3 separate regions of the Homo sapiens genome follow, and regions 1 and 3 are each linked to region 2. Evidence: chromatin loops called from intact Hi-C (ENCODE). Cell type or tissue: Calu3. All regions are shown on one strand. Region 1 has its middle 280 kb from the start of LINC01950. Region 2 overlaps EFNA5 (ephrin A5). Region 3 holds the start of LOC124901038 (a long non-coding RNA gene).

Region 1 (5,000 bases), 100 kb before region 2:
CTAGCTACTTCCCACCAGCACTGAGCCTATCTCCTGCCAGTTTCAAAGCAAGGGGAACAGAAGTGCTTTCCACAGAGTAAAATATGCACACAGACTCCCAACACCCACCAAAGAAGGAAACACTAATTTCTGCAAGGTAAATACTTCTGTTACTGGTCAATTTTCTAGGTTTTTTTAAAAACAAAAACTGCCTTATATTCCCAGAGGTCTTTGAGTTCTGAAAGCAGCTTTGCATTAGCAATCCCATTTGATCCTCAAAATAATGTCATGCCATAGGTAAGGCAGGAGCTTTTATCACTATTTTAAAGGTGAGGAAAAATTATCCATAGGATTAGGTGGCCTGCCAGGAGGTCATACGAGGGAAGAAAAGCTGGCACTAGGCACAGAACCAGGCCCTCTGACTCCTGACATGGCACTCTTTGAACGTCATATCATGCCTCTTACCCCCAAATGGATGACGATCCTTTTGACCGTGGGTTGTGGTTTTGGCAGTTGCGCCCACCTTTGCTGTCTCAGATGCTTGCTATTCAAAATGACCACAGAAGGCTAAATCCAAAGGTGGCGATTGATAAAGAAACTGCTGAGACATCTCTCTCCTTCTAGGTTACCTCCAGTGAAGTCAAAAGTAATGTCAGACAGTGCTCAGATATCCAGTCCTTTCAAGATGTAATAATAAGCCACCTGTAAAACAAACAACTTGATGACAGTTTTCAGAGACAACAATTTCATTCTACATTACATCCTTTTTTTTTTTTTTTTTTGAGACAGAGTCTCACTCTGTTGCCCAGGCTGGAGTGCAGTGGTGCCTTCTAGGCTCACTGCAACCTCTGCCTGCTGGGTTCAAGGGATTCTCCTGCCTCAGCCTCCCCAGTAGCTGAGATTACAGGCACCTGCCACCATGCCTGGCTAATTTTTGTATTTTTAGTAAAGACAGGGTTTCACCATGTTGGCCAGGGTGGTCTCAAACTCCTGATCTCAAGAGATCTGCCCTCCTCAGGCTCCCACAGTACTGGGATTACAGGCGTGAGCCACCACTCCCGGCCTCTACATTACATTTTCTAAACTTTTTATCCACCACGTAGCTATTCTGAAGATGGTCTTAATTTCCAATGTTTATTTTACGAAAACTTAAGCTTGCTTACCCCATCTCTTTTCATACCAAAACATTTCTATAAAACTCAAGAAATCCATAACTCAGCATAATTAGTACATGGCATTCTCCCTGTTCTTTCTAAAATAACTGTCTGTACATGATAGAAGCATAAAATATTTTGGTTGTATTTTTTCAGTTCCTAGGAAAAGAATTTACAATTATAAATGGTTAACAGAAATTAATTGTATTTGGCTTGTATTTAAATCAAGCTGTTTATGCATACTCGTTATGCACCAGCACAGCTCCTTGCTTATATAGGCGTTCAATAAATATTTGTTAAATGATTGATGGAATGAATGATGCAATGCCCTGTGAGAACACAATGTCTTTGTCCTGCTGTATGAGTTTCGGTAGAAAATTAAAGTAGAGAATTACAAAGAATGGAAAGCTAGGCCTTTGAAGACAAAGATTCTAGTCATTAATACTAAATAACTAAATGACTTAGGACAAACTACTTGATTCACCAGGCCTTTAGGTTTCTTAACAACAGAATAAGAATATGGATAAGAATTGAGATGGTCTCTAAAGTGACCTTCAGCCACAAGTATTTTGTAATTCTAGATTGAAAAATATCAGCCAGAGAAAAATACCACTCTCACCAGAAAATAAGTATGAATGAAGGGTGATCCCAGACCAAGGTCTAGCTTTTTAAGTTTAAATGTGCCTGGGGGGTTTTAAGAATCTTAAAGAGTCTAACTGAAGACAATGAGACTTCCCAGAGTCTAACAGAGATTGCTTTTAGCACATTATCGTCTATTACAAGCCCTATAAAGGGACTGTAGTAGAAGGAGTTCAAAGTAGGCTCTGAGGAAAAAGGAACGGCACTGAGGAAAGCTAAAGTTTCTTCTCCTATTATTTTTTCTTTAACAAAGCAGATGAGGGAAAGAAAATACCTGTCATGAACTGTTCCGAAGTCCCCAAATTTGAAGAATGACTATTAAAAGTCTCTTGGAGCACAAAAGGAAAGAAACCTAGAGGAAATAGAATTTATGGAAAGAGAACCCGGAACAAAACTCCTAATTTCTGAAGAAATTGGCAGCTCAGACAAGAGTTTCAACCAGACACCAAAAAGGGGTCGATCTGGGATCCAAACAGGAAAGGACCGTGCTCTGCCAATGGCTACAAAGTAGCTGAAGAAAGTACCTCAGCCTCTGAGGAGAGAATAGGAACCACGTGAACAGATTGCTGAAAGGTTAGGAAGGGCTCAGAAGAGTAAGCAGTGACCACCTCAGAGCAACGAAACCTACAGTCAGCACCAGGTGAGGCTTCATCTGCCTCAGTCGATGATCCTGACACTCCAGAAGTTTCTCCTACTATCACACTTGAAATAACTAGGCAACTGTGTGTGTGTGAGAATTCTGTCGGCAGTGCTGCAGCAGGAGAATACGAAGCAGGGAAGACTGTGACTCCGAACTAAGACCTTCAAAGGAGAAATTATCTTTCTTCCCCTTCCTCCCACCACAACCCTTCTCCTTCCTTTGTTTCCTCGGGGATAGCAGAGCAAATTCCACCTAATATAACCTAACGTTTAGGCTAAAGACCTCTCAGGCCTGCCAGCAAATCCCTCAGCTCTGCCTCTGGATGGGGGTATCACATCGACCAATAAAGTTGCCCATAAAGAAAAGCATAGACCCAACCAGAACACTGACTATGCACCCATTATATGTAAAGCCAGGTTTTTTAGAAAATAAAAAGGTAGGCAAGGCATTGTAGCTGCTATAAGAGGTTTCAAATCCAGTGGAGGAGATAAAATATTGAATAAGCAAGACGAAGTAAACAATGTGCCAAATGTGAAGCTGAAACAAAAACCTAGTGCAGGAAGAGTCAAGATCCCTTCCTGTGTGGCTGATAGGGTTGGTTCACAAGAAAAAGCATCAGAGACAAACATGGAAGGACCATCTGTTTCTCTCCATCCTCTTCTACCACCCTCTTCTATGCTATACTCTTCTCTTCTCTTCTCTTCTCTTTTTCTCTTCTCTTGCCTAGAATACTAAAAATGCCCCACATTTATTTCTACCTCCTCTTACCAATTCTCTAATCAGAGGCAGAGTGACTTTTAAAAAGCAAACCTCATGCCACTCCACTGTTTTCAAATCCTTTCATTGTACTTAGAATACAATTTAAGGTTAAAGGTTTCACCTAATTTGGCCTCTCTCTACATCTGTAGCCTCATCTTAAGCCTCCCTTTCCCACTGTAGTCTCTCTCAACCTTGGTGGTCTTCATTCATTTCTTTCCATATACTTGTTTGAGGCATTTACATTGGCTATTTCCTCTGCCCTGAATGCTTCTCTCTCCCCTCCCCTTTGCTTAATTAATTCTTGCACTATCCCTCATCCAAACCCATATCCCTGTCCCGACATGCTGACATATCCCTCTCCCCTGTTCCCACTAGGTTAGTATATCTGTTGTCTGTTCCTGTGGCCCCCTGTGCTTCTCTTTCATAGCACTTATAATGGTTGATAAGTGTGTTACTTGTGGAATTCTTCAATGACAGTTGACACTCCCATATATAAGCTCCAGGCAGAGACCGTGTCTATATTCTCACCTTTGCACAACATCTAGCTCAGAGCCACAAAAAGTAGGCACTCATTAGCTACTTCTTCAATGAATAATGAATATTACAGATCAATCATCAGCTCTGTTTCAAAAGAGGGAACTGAGGCTCAGAAAGGCAAACAGACTTACTCAAAACCCCAGGTTGCTGAACCAGAAAAAATAGTCTTGTCTCCAGACTTTTAATCCCATAGTTCTCATCCAGTTCTACCACATGGCCCGAAAGCTTGTTCATGGGCCAAGTCACAGGTTCTAACTCTATTGCTGGGACAAAAGATAATTGAGAGGAGAGACAAAAGGAATTATTCATTGGGTCATATGAGCAGTTGAACATAAGTGAGAAATTGAGAAATGAAAGACTGAAACTCAAACGAAAAGTTGATGAGTGGGTGGTGTGGTTAAGGTATTGACACACAGTTGAGAGATTGATCTGGTTGACTGATCTGAGATGTACACACATACAGCACAGGAGATGAGACTCCACAAAGACAGCACATATACCTCGCCAGAACCTAATTAAGAGAAAAGAATTCAGTGGAACAAGTGAGTGTTCTGGAAAGTACAACAGGATCAAGTTTTGTTCAACTGATTTTGGATTATAAATTCCTCCTGGGGGTTGGAGGGTTGGGGGTGGGGGTAAAGGCAGAAAATAGGCAATCTATTGATGTTTTAATATTTGAGGAATTGTACTTATTAAGCAATATGTATACTATTGAGTCTAAAAATGCCAAGTTCAAAAAAAATAATAATGGAAGTATTGGAAGCCAAAGAAATGGTCTGATGAAGTGATGGGGGTTAGACATGAGAGTGGGGCTCCATGCTGGAACCACACCCTTCTGTTCAGCCAGATCACATCTTGGCCATGATCCTCCCTTTCAACCAGTGCCAGTCACAAGGAGGAGGTGTGAATCCAGGCCCAAGGCTGAAGCACAAGGTTGATGAGCCGCAAAGGGGAGGGCCGCCTCAGCCTAAGCAGGGAAGGCAAGGGCTCTTTTATATTTCCTCTGAAAGCAGCATAATGTTTTAACTCAAATGTGGAGGGCTATTAGTTTCCCAATCACCCCCCCGCAAAAAAAGGTCTCAAGTGTGGGATTCCACAAAACAGAGCTGCTTTTGAACTCCCCCGCCCTCAACATCTGCAGCCATTTTCGTCCTCCGAGCATTGCCAATTTCTGCTTTCAGGACTGATATCTCCACACACACACATGGGTTCTGGCAGCCTCTGTTCAATAGGCTGCAGGAAGCCGAGTCAGCAAGGAAAAGGGCAAGGGATTCTCTGCACATGGCTCTAAC
Region 2 (5,000 bases):
TTGAATTAGTTTCTATTTTGTGCAATAGTCTTATTACTTTTATCTACAGATTTGGACATAAAAAATAAAATTTTATGAACATATACATAGAAATGTTTTGTGTCTTACATGAAAACAGATCCTTTAATATTCACAGTGATTCACCAGCATGCTCTGAGGATATGGTAAAAGGCAGTGAGATTTTAGCATTCCGATGGGGCTTCTATATTAGGATACTGCATTAGCTCAAACCCATTCCAAAAAAGAAAATTTTATTTTACCTAACATGCATTGCACAAAGATACTGGAGGAATGAGGTAGAATATAAGTCATATTAGCATCGCTAGCAATGAGCAAAAGCAGAACAACAACTATAACATGCAAACATGCAGAGAAGAAGAAAGGAAAAAAATACGGAAGCACCAGAGAAATAGATGCATTTGTTAAAAGAGATTCTCTAAGCATACTAACCTGCTGGTTCTAATGAATTTTCTACTTTGTCGTTAACATCGAAAACACGATCATGAACACCTATAGTTTTCATACAGCTATCTATAACAAAAATAGAGATAACAGCCAAATATGTTAGTGAAGACACCCTTAAACTCCCATTTCTTTCTTTTTTCTTTCTCTCCTTTTTTTCTTTTTTTATGTAGATTGTCTTACAATCAATGGCATGTTCCAAATGCCAATATTGTTCCCATTTGCTCTGCATGTACAACAGTCTAAGAAACAACAAGTTAGCAACTGCTGTGTACTTAAGTAAAAGCATCATGAAGAATGAGAAAAAATATGATGAAAACTAAAATATGAATGTTGATATACAAAACAGATACCACACAAGATTTAACAGTAAAAAAAAGTTTTACCGCCGTGAACCAGACCACACAATAAAGCATGCGCGGTGAAGCCACCCTCTGAAGCTCATTCTAGTGAACTTACTTGTTGGTCTCACAAAGACTTTGAGCTTTAGACAGGACCTTCTTCCATTATCTGGGATTGCAGAGGCTGTGGGTAACACAGAGAGAGAGCAGGAAAGAAAGAAGAGAACAACAACATATTACTCTTCATTTTCACATACAAATGATGAACAATAAATTCTTTCCTGACTTGAACAACAGGAACTTTCTCTAATTCCTCCTCCAAATTAAAACAAACAGTACTTTTCAGGTCTCACTGCTATAGAAAGGCTACTTTCATATCCTGAGTTTCTCTTTTCAATACAATAAAAGAATCATGCAAGAATGTGAGTAATCTGTGAAGAAATACTTTGGATTTTTATTTCAAAGTCTCTTCCATTTAACTTGATCTGTTATCAATTTTCTCTAAATCGAGAGGATAATGTGTGAGCCCTCCAGCTTTCACAGAGCCGCTCCTCCTCTGCTGCAGGAAAAGGGGCCCAACAGAGGCCCAAGGTGAAAGTGCCGGCAAAAACCAATAACAGAGAGTTACAAGGCAGACTTAAACGTGACCTATTTCTGCTGGGGAAAGCAGAGCTTTGTCTGTACTGAAAGCTTGTCTGTCAGTGCTTTTGCAGGTAATTCAATTAGAGGTTTTACTCAGAACTTGGCTCTGCATTCTATATGACTAACCCAAGCCCGGTAACTTCCATCATGCTATTATAAGTACAATATGCTATTGAGAAAGTACTATGTTGCAACGGTACATGTATTTTTTTTTTCAATTTGCCACAGAGAAGGATGGAATTAATAAAGTGGGCTTACCAAAACATGACAGCATGTTTCAAGTTATAAATCACTTGAGGAAGAAACTTTCTTCTCCTTTTCAAGATAATAAGACTGTAAACTTTCCCTATGGTTGAAAGATTATCTCCCCTGTGTACACACAGCAAAATGTCAAAGGAATTTCCAAGGGCAGTAAGGCCCTTAACAACCACATGTATTTACTAATGCATCCTAGAAATGACAAAAATTACAGAAACGAGCGTCGCATACTTTCCTCCCTATGTGTTTGCTTCAAGTGGTTTCTTTGTTCAGAAAAAGCAGATGACATCAATCAAATCACACATGGCTTACAATTAGTTTGGCAATACCCAAAGTGACAAAGAGGGATCGGCATTTGGTGTGTCTTCTCTCTCCTTTATTTTTATTTTTAAATTATTCCTCATGGGGAGCTGAGAACACAAAAATGCTTCTTTTGCAGGTGAGAGGATTCAATATACAAACTTCCAAACAAATTTTACACAGTCTCCTTATGTAATTCTAGATCCAAGTAACCCTCCTGGAGGAGAACTTCTAAATTCACCAACTAAATAATGTCAAGTAGTATAGGGTCCCCAGTGTCCCTATTCAACACCTGTTGAAAACTACTTTAATTTTAAAACAAAAGTGTAGAGAAAAAGTGTTTTTGGTCCTCCCTATCTCCCCTGGTTGCTCTGACAAGCAGTTAAGAAGTGCTAACAGCTGGCTTTGCTGTAGGCTTTCATTAAATCATAGCCAGAAAAACTCCCTCTACTGACATTTACAGTAACTAGTGTGTTATTTAGGGCACAATATTTGCACTCTGCGGTTTGATCCAGGAAATGGTGTCCTTCCTGTGGACCTCAACTGCAAATGTGCATGTCACAAATACAGTACACATAGGTGACTCCAATTCATTAGGAAAACCACGGGTTCCTGAGGGAGTATATGTCTTATTCATGAGAGTTAGTGTGAAAAAAGTGACACATGGATGTTCACACTGCTGTTCAATGAATTTCTGAGCTGAGATGAACTCACTTCAAGCCTTGTGAACTTGATTTGCTACATGCACATAACTGACTTTACAGATGATACTGCTAGATAAACAGGCTGAAGACAGAATCAAATGCTTAATTGGTTTAGCGAGGAGCTTCTTGGATTTAGTACAGGTCTTTCAGATTTTTCTTTAGGAGAAATAAATCCAGGACATGAAAATTATTGTAGGGCACATGGCAATAACTAAACAGCAAACGATACGCCTCCAGGAAAAAACTGGAGAGTTCTCTCCATGAGCTCTCAAGGAGGGACACAGTCTTAGCTACTGGATGTGCTCCATACTTCTGTGAATTAAAAATATGAAATACATTTGTATTTAAATGACACATAAAATAAAAACCTCTCTTCCCTAACAACCTGCCCCACTACTTCCTCATTTTCTGTCACCAGGAAATGTGACTGATGCCTTGTGATACTGTGACTATTATACTCTAATCCTTAGAAAAATTTGTGAACAAAGAATATTAGCACACAATGTGATATGTGAGTACACAACACAGATTGCATGCCATGGATTCACTCGATCATCACTGCATCACTGGCCTGAGCTCAAGGAGTAAACTCCTAACCCTTACAGCCAACCTGAGAAGTGTGCCTTACTAGGTCAGTATAACTTGGGTTTCTTATTTAACACCTTGAAAAACAAACAAACAAAAAAATCCAAAAAGATGAAAACGTTTTCCATGTAGTAGCAAAACTCCATTTTTTAAATGTAACGTTTAATAAAGTTAAAGTGTGGCTTTCCTCTATGTTATGCTCAAGGTTCTGTCACCCCACACTTCTTGGCTGACAAATGTAGGATGCCTTTATACCAACTAAAAAATACAGATAATTAATTATTAGTACTATTTGAAGACATAAGGTAATATAAAAGTGCATTACTAATCACAAGTAAACAAAAGGCAGAGGACTGAGCACTAAAAACAAAACATAACAGAGGAATTGAAACATGTAACATTCCCACTAATAAACTTATAAAGAAAATCTCAGGATCAATTTATGAGCAATAGATAGAGCTGAGGATGGAAATGAGGGAGTAAAATCTTAAAACATGCCTCGTTTTTGTCAGGAGGTAGGTAGTATTAATCCTTATGGCTCTAGAGATACATCACTTTGTCATGGCCAACTTTATCTTAGTTAAAAGTAAATATGTAAGTATTTTATACATAAATTATATACATAAATATATATAAATTTATATACATAAATTATATTCACTATATATAACTTCTTGTGCTGCTTTCCTTAGAAAATGAATAGTCGATGTTGAAAGTTGATAACGAATAATTATAAAAATCCATTACATATTACTGCAGCTTCATCTATCATTTCAAATGCTTTTAAAATGCCTACTATGGGTTGGGTGCAGTGGCTCATGCCTGCAATCCCAACACTGTGGGAGGCCAAGCCGGATGGATCACTTAAGGCCAGGAGTTCGAGACCAGCCTGGCCAACTTGGCAAAACCCTGTCTCTACGAAAAATGCAAAAATTAGCTGGGCATGGTGGCACACACTTGTAATCCCAGCTACTCGGGAGGCTAATGCATGAGAATTGCTTGAGCCCAGGAGGCAGAGGTTGCAGTGAGCCGAGACTGAGCTACTGTACTCCAGCTTAGCAACAGAGCTAGACTCTGTATCAAAAATAAATAAATAAAATAAAATGCCTACTATGCATCAGCTTCTTTATTAGGTGCTGTGCATGCGAAGATATATAAGATTTCAAACTGTCCCTGCCCTTGTGTTGTGGTTCTTCAAGCTGGGACATAAATATGAACCACAGTTTAGCGTACCTGGAGGGATCCATGTGACAACTGAGGTTTACATGAAGAGCCAGCACAGCTCTGGGCAGGGAGCAAGAGTGTGTCCCAGACATGTTTATCAGAGGCTTCACAGGTCCTCCAGAAGCTAACCAGCAGCAACTGGGACAGAAGACATTTTATCCCTAAATTTCCAAACCAGAGCTTTGGCAACCAAAAAGAGGCAGTGACTTGCAAACAGGTGAAAAAAAAATCTAGATCTGAAATCTTCCTCTAAAGACACATGGATTTTCTAATAGAATTTTTCAACTAAAATGAGAAATGTCTTAAAACAGTTGTCACATCATCCAAATTCACACCCATTTACTCAGTTTACTGCTTAAAGTGTAAGTTGGAGTCAGGAAGTTGGGAGTAGGGATATGGGGACAATTAAAACAAGCACAATGTCCCATTCCATTATCTTAATAGCAACTTTATAAATCAATCCATAGAGTCCCTTCCCCTGAAT
Region 3 (5,000 bases), 170 kb after region 2:
TGCAAATTCCTACACCCTGCACATCTTTGGAGGGACATTTACTACTACGTTCTGCAACAGCAGCTTCTGCCAGCTGGGAGGGAGAGAGGTTACCATGCTGTCTGCCTGGCAGCTGTGCATTTCTCTAGCTGGGCTCTGAACAACTCAGAAACATTCAACTCGATCTGGAGCTGTGCCTCAGCAATTCTCGGTAACCTGGGCATTCTCACGGGTTCCCCACCTCTTGCTCTATGCAGGACACTTTGTCTAACATATCCTGCAGAGACAGATGTAGAGAGTTGAGCAGCTTTAAAAATAATGAGTCTTGGCAAACTCTTGGCTTATTAGCCCACACACCAGTTCACATATGACTGGAATCCTCAAATCAGATTACCTGACAGGCAATTTCATTATCTTGCTCTGGTACACCTTCAGAACCCTGAGATAGCCAGATACACATCACCCATTAATCTATTTGGTCAGCCAACATGCAGCTTTGTAATCCTGTTCGTGCAGCTACCCATGTTCAACCATTTTTTAGTGCTTTTGTGTCCACTGTTATATGCCATTTTGTGTACAGGAGAAGAGGAATGGAGATTTTATTTGTGTTACATATTTAATTTCATCATTATTTTATTCTACAATAATTGAGGCTGAAGTCATCAATGTAAAGAGATTTTTATCCCATTACTTCTCATCTAGTCATCTGAAACTGAATGTTAAACATTCTGCCATGTAGAGTAAGCACTGACCACAACATGGGTTTAATTAACCTGTGACAGAAGAAAGGAATGCAAAGAATGGATAATAGCTTAAAGTTAGATGTAAGATATACACATTCTTCTATAATCGTAGTGTATATAGCTAATCTGATTTTGCTACAACTGTTCATTAAATCTCAAGCCAAAAATAATGGAAAGAAACTTCTTTATTAAGTAGCAACTTGCTGCAAATCTCCATTTCAAGAATATAGTAAAAATAGCATTCTTTCTACTTCTTTCTCATCTTTCACCCAGAAGGCTGAAAAAGCAGGATGAGCTTCCCTTAGGGTGCAGAGTAAAACATCCTGGTCCTTTCAAAGCATCTCTATCCAACTCACCAGCTCATACTCCTCCTATAAAGATCAGGCATTCCATGCAAATTGCACGACACAGTCTACGCTGCTGGACACATTCATGATTTCCCTTCTTCACACCTTGTGCCCCTCCAAAATATACCCATTCTGAGCCCTTATACTACTTACCGTCTATTTGGTCAGTAAGTCAACCCCATTGCCTCTCTTTGGCACAAAAGTATCCTAAACTGCCTTTGTGGATAAACATGCTATCCCCATCAAGGCTGTCCAGACCTGGCACTCACAGTTTCCTATCCACCTTAGTCTCTCCCACATCAACTAGTAACCAGGAGAACTACATTTAATCCACACTTCCTATGTGCCAGGCACCATGTGAGCTGTTATATGTACACATTCTTACTTAATCTGCACAAGAGTCCTATTAGAGTTTACAACCACCACCAAAAACCTGCACAAGTTATTTGGCAACAAACTGCAAAGTAAAACTCAAATTTTCTATGCTTCAAGCTGGAACTCTGTTCTCCTACCCATCATAGTCTTCTTAATAAATAAATATCTCAGCCTGGTGTGGTGGCTCATGCCTGTGATCCCAGCACTTTGGGAGGTTGAGGCGGGTGGATCACTTGAGGTCAGGAGTTTGAGACCAGCCTGGACAACATGATGAAACCCCGTTTCTAGTAAAAATACAAAAATTAGCTGGGCATGGTAGCGGGTACCTGTAATCCCAGCTACTCAGGAGGCTGGCACGGGAGAATCGCTTCAACCGGGGAGGCGGGGGTTGCAGTGAGTCGAGATCGCAGCATTGCACTCCAGCCTGGGTGACAGGAGCAAAATTCCATCTCAAAATAAAAATAAATAAATAAATAAATAAATAAATAAATAAATAAAATAAAATAAATAACTATCTCAAATCCAGTGGTCTGCAGCAAGAGGAAGTCACCTGAACAAATGCCCTCATAAAGCCAATTCATTACTCCATTTCACATTCCACTAATGAAAAGCCACAGGAAGACTTTTTTTTTAATCTAAATTTTGATCTCATTCAGGTCCCTCCAGCACATCTTACCTGCCCTAAATGACCCGGTATGTGGCAGACTAGTCATACCAAAGTTGGAATACTTAGGAAGAAATTAAACGGCTGTTTGGGCCCAAACCTTAAGGCTCCTGTTCCAAATCCCTCTCCTAAAACCACCTACATCTCCCTCATTTCTCACAGCATGTCTATCATTATATGTCCCTTTTGAACTGTAAGCTACACAGGGCACAGATCGTATCTGTGGCTGTAAACATATTTGCCTTGGTCCCCAGCACAATGCCTGGTACGTGGGAGGTGCTTAGCAAACATTTGTTAAATGAGAAGGGGCGAGAGAGGGAAGCCTGGAGGTCAGGTGGCAGGCATCCTAGCTTGAGTTTCAGCCAGGTACGTGGGAGGTGCTTAGCAAACATTTGTTAAATGAGAAGGGGCGAGAGAGGGAAGCCTGGAGGTCAGGTGGCAGGCATCCTAGCTTGAGTTTCAGCCACACGCTGCCTCAGGAACCACGCAGCCCACTGGCAGAGTTGAGGGTTGACAGGAATTCCGAGACTGCGGTGCCTGGGGCAATGTGGTAAAAGCTATTTTTGTTTCCTCATGTCTAAACAATGACATTTGTCAATGGACATATACAGAAGTGAATTCAATCCTGGTTAGTGTGACATTCTTCTACACGCTGCCGGCTCTTATCTGTGTGTGTACTATAGTTCTCCTCTGTACAAAGGGGATTTAAAAAGAGGCTCTAATATCAGAGATTTTGCTCAATAACTAAAATTATAAGTGACCTTTTTCAGAGTTCCTTTAGAGACAAAATAGCTTGTATATACAAAGTTTTGTTACCATTACATGTGTTTAGAAGCGTTTTTACCTTTGAATAATCTAAATAGTTGGCCTCTTATAATAATGATGTAAATAATGAAGCAGTCAAGTGGAGCGGTTCACAGCATACATTTACAATCAAAGAGACCTGGGTTCAGACAATTTCTCAAAAATATTATGCAAGATAAAACAAGCACAAAATTGCAATCATATGATAGTATCTACCCCCACGGTATAGGTGGGAGGATTAAGTAATTAAATATAAAAGGTTTAGAATAGTGCCTGGCACATGGTATATATAAATGCTTGCTGTTATTATTTTGCATTTTAAAAAAAGTCTGAGAGGGGGAGGGGCATTAAAATAAACATAAACAAGAAAAAAAATCTGAGCCCCAAAGAGATTACAAGACTTGCCCAAGCTTACACCGAAATATTCGAAGTTAAGCCTAAAACTCAAGTTTTAACCCCCACTCCCGGCAACTGTACTACATAATGCCACACAGATTATACTGTTTTTTTTTTGTTGTTTATTTTTTGTTTTTAAGTAACTCGCTTTTTTTCCTTTGCCTTTTGCATTTTACACTGAACAATAATTTCCTAGCTTTCAGGAAATAGTAATTTTTAAATGCTTACCACCTGATTATATTCATTAAAGATTTCCAAAATAGTCCCTAGTCTAGCAAAGTAGAAATCACACCATTATTATATTATTACAGAGCTGAAGAAAGAGAATATATTTCTCTTCCAAAACTTCTATGAGAGTCAATATAATTCCTATTATACTTTCTCTGCTATTTTATTATCCTTTTCTTTATTAGAGGTTTAGATTTGAAGCCACTCAAGAAAAAGGATAGGAATGGAAAGAGATTTAAATTGCTCTTTGTCCATATTAAGGCCAAAGCTTTAGCAGATAAGGGCAAAGGGAAGGTTAAGACACAATGGTCAAATGCTGTGACCTAATTACGTCTGGACTTACTTATTTTCTTGTCCTTTCATTAATGAGAATCATCTAATTTAGACTCAGTTATCATGTAACAATAAAAGCCATATATGTTTAAACATATAGCTTTGCCTTGATGTAATTACTTTCTAAATGGGAAATATTTATGGAGCAGAATCATCCAGGCTGAATCAAAGGAAAGAGAACAAAAGAAAGTTGGTTTACATGAGGTTTTTGTTGTGTTTTTCTTTTCTTATATATGTTCTGGCACTTTTATGTTTAAGCCAAAAACTGGAGGCAGAAATGAAGAGAATTCTACAGCCAGATGGGCGCTTAGATGACAGAATGGCAAGAAGGGATGTTTGAGATAATCTTATGTTTCAGGGAACTGACACAGTTTCGTAAATCACTGGGATGGTGAATGGCCAGGACTAGGGCCAGATGCCCTGATTCCCTATGCAACTTTCCTTCCCCCTACCCTGGCCCCTCCCATCACCACTGCCTCTCCCACCACTCAGCACCTTTGCAGCCCTGCTGGGTCCCATTGCCTCCAAAACCCTTCTTCATGGTAACTTCTGCTGTCTGGGGCTTTATTTTCTGATCATTCGTTGTGACTCTTCTTCTTAAACCATCATTTGACTCTTTCATATATATCTGTCTAGCGAAAAATATACATGTATATATATTTGCAACCCTCTTAGGATATAGTATAGCAACAGGCCCATAATGAGCACTGAATATTTACTGACAGGATGAGGGAATAAATGAATTGCTCTTGATGTTTGCAGAGAGCACTCCCTAACAGTTCTCTCATAATTTTTCTTCTCCACAATATAATTCATAACGAATGCTAACTTTACATTTTACCAAAGACCCAACTACATCTGTTTATGTTCATTTCACTACATACATGAAGTTTTAAGTCATATGCACAATCAAAAGAATATTTATATTCTCTCTGAAGGAAAATATGGTCTCAAATATAACTGTTTGAAAGTCATTCATCACATCTCTGGAAGAAGTCCTCCTATAGCCATCCTGGTGCTAGGAGTAAAATTGCTGAAAGAAAATAGAAATGTACCCTACTGCAAAGATAAACATTAAAATACACACTGATGCCTCTAGAAGAGCAATTATCCTTTGGGGAGTTTATTTGC

What was found. Hi-C counts contacts between places; a loop is a spot of excess contacts. Peaks named below come from ENCODE experiments on the same cell type or tissue, not always from the same donor. Only the 100,000 strongest peaks of a DNase experiment are listed, where the experiment ranks them.
Region 1: it touches region 2 in a loop (8-fold over the local background); 3 of 110 quality-filtered maps call a loop at or near these places.
Region 3: it touches region 2 in a loop (2.4-fold over the local background); 7 of 110 quality-filtered maps call a loop at or near these places.

What each region holds. Positions count from the first base shown.
Region 1 is chr5:107,285,450-107,290,449 of GRCh38, forward strand. No RefSeq gene overlaps it. Among named protein-coding and RNA genes, the nearest start is that of LINC01950, 280 kb to the left of the region's middle. RefSeq lists an enhancer at 1-948. In Calu3, no CTCF peak of the experiment used is centred here; a DNase peak (open chromatin) is centred at 457.
Region 2 is chr5:107,386,785-107,391,784 of GRCh38, forward strand. It overlaps EFNA5 (ephrin A5), which reads right to left. Exons shown (of 5, transcript NM_001962.3): 3 at 922-987; 4 at 451-531. Among named protein-coding and RNA genes, the nearest start is that of EFNA5, 280 kb to the right of the region's middle. In Calu3, no CTCF peak of the experiment used is centred here; DNase peaks (open chromatin) are centred at 1,424 and 2,517.
Region 3 is chr5:107,554,851-107,559,850 of GRCh38, forward strand. The region is part of intron 1 of EFNA5 (ephrin A5); the gene reads right to left. It overlaps LOC124901038 (a long non-coding RNA gene), which reads left to right and starts at 2,085. Exons shown (of 2, transcript XR_007058895.1): 1 at 2,085-2,373; 2 at 2,475-5,000. In Calu3, no CTCF peak of the experiment used is centred here; a DNase peak (open chromatin) is centred at 2,641.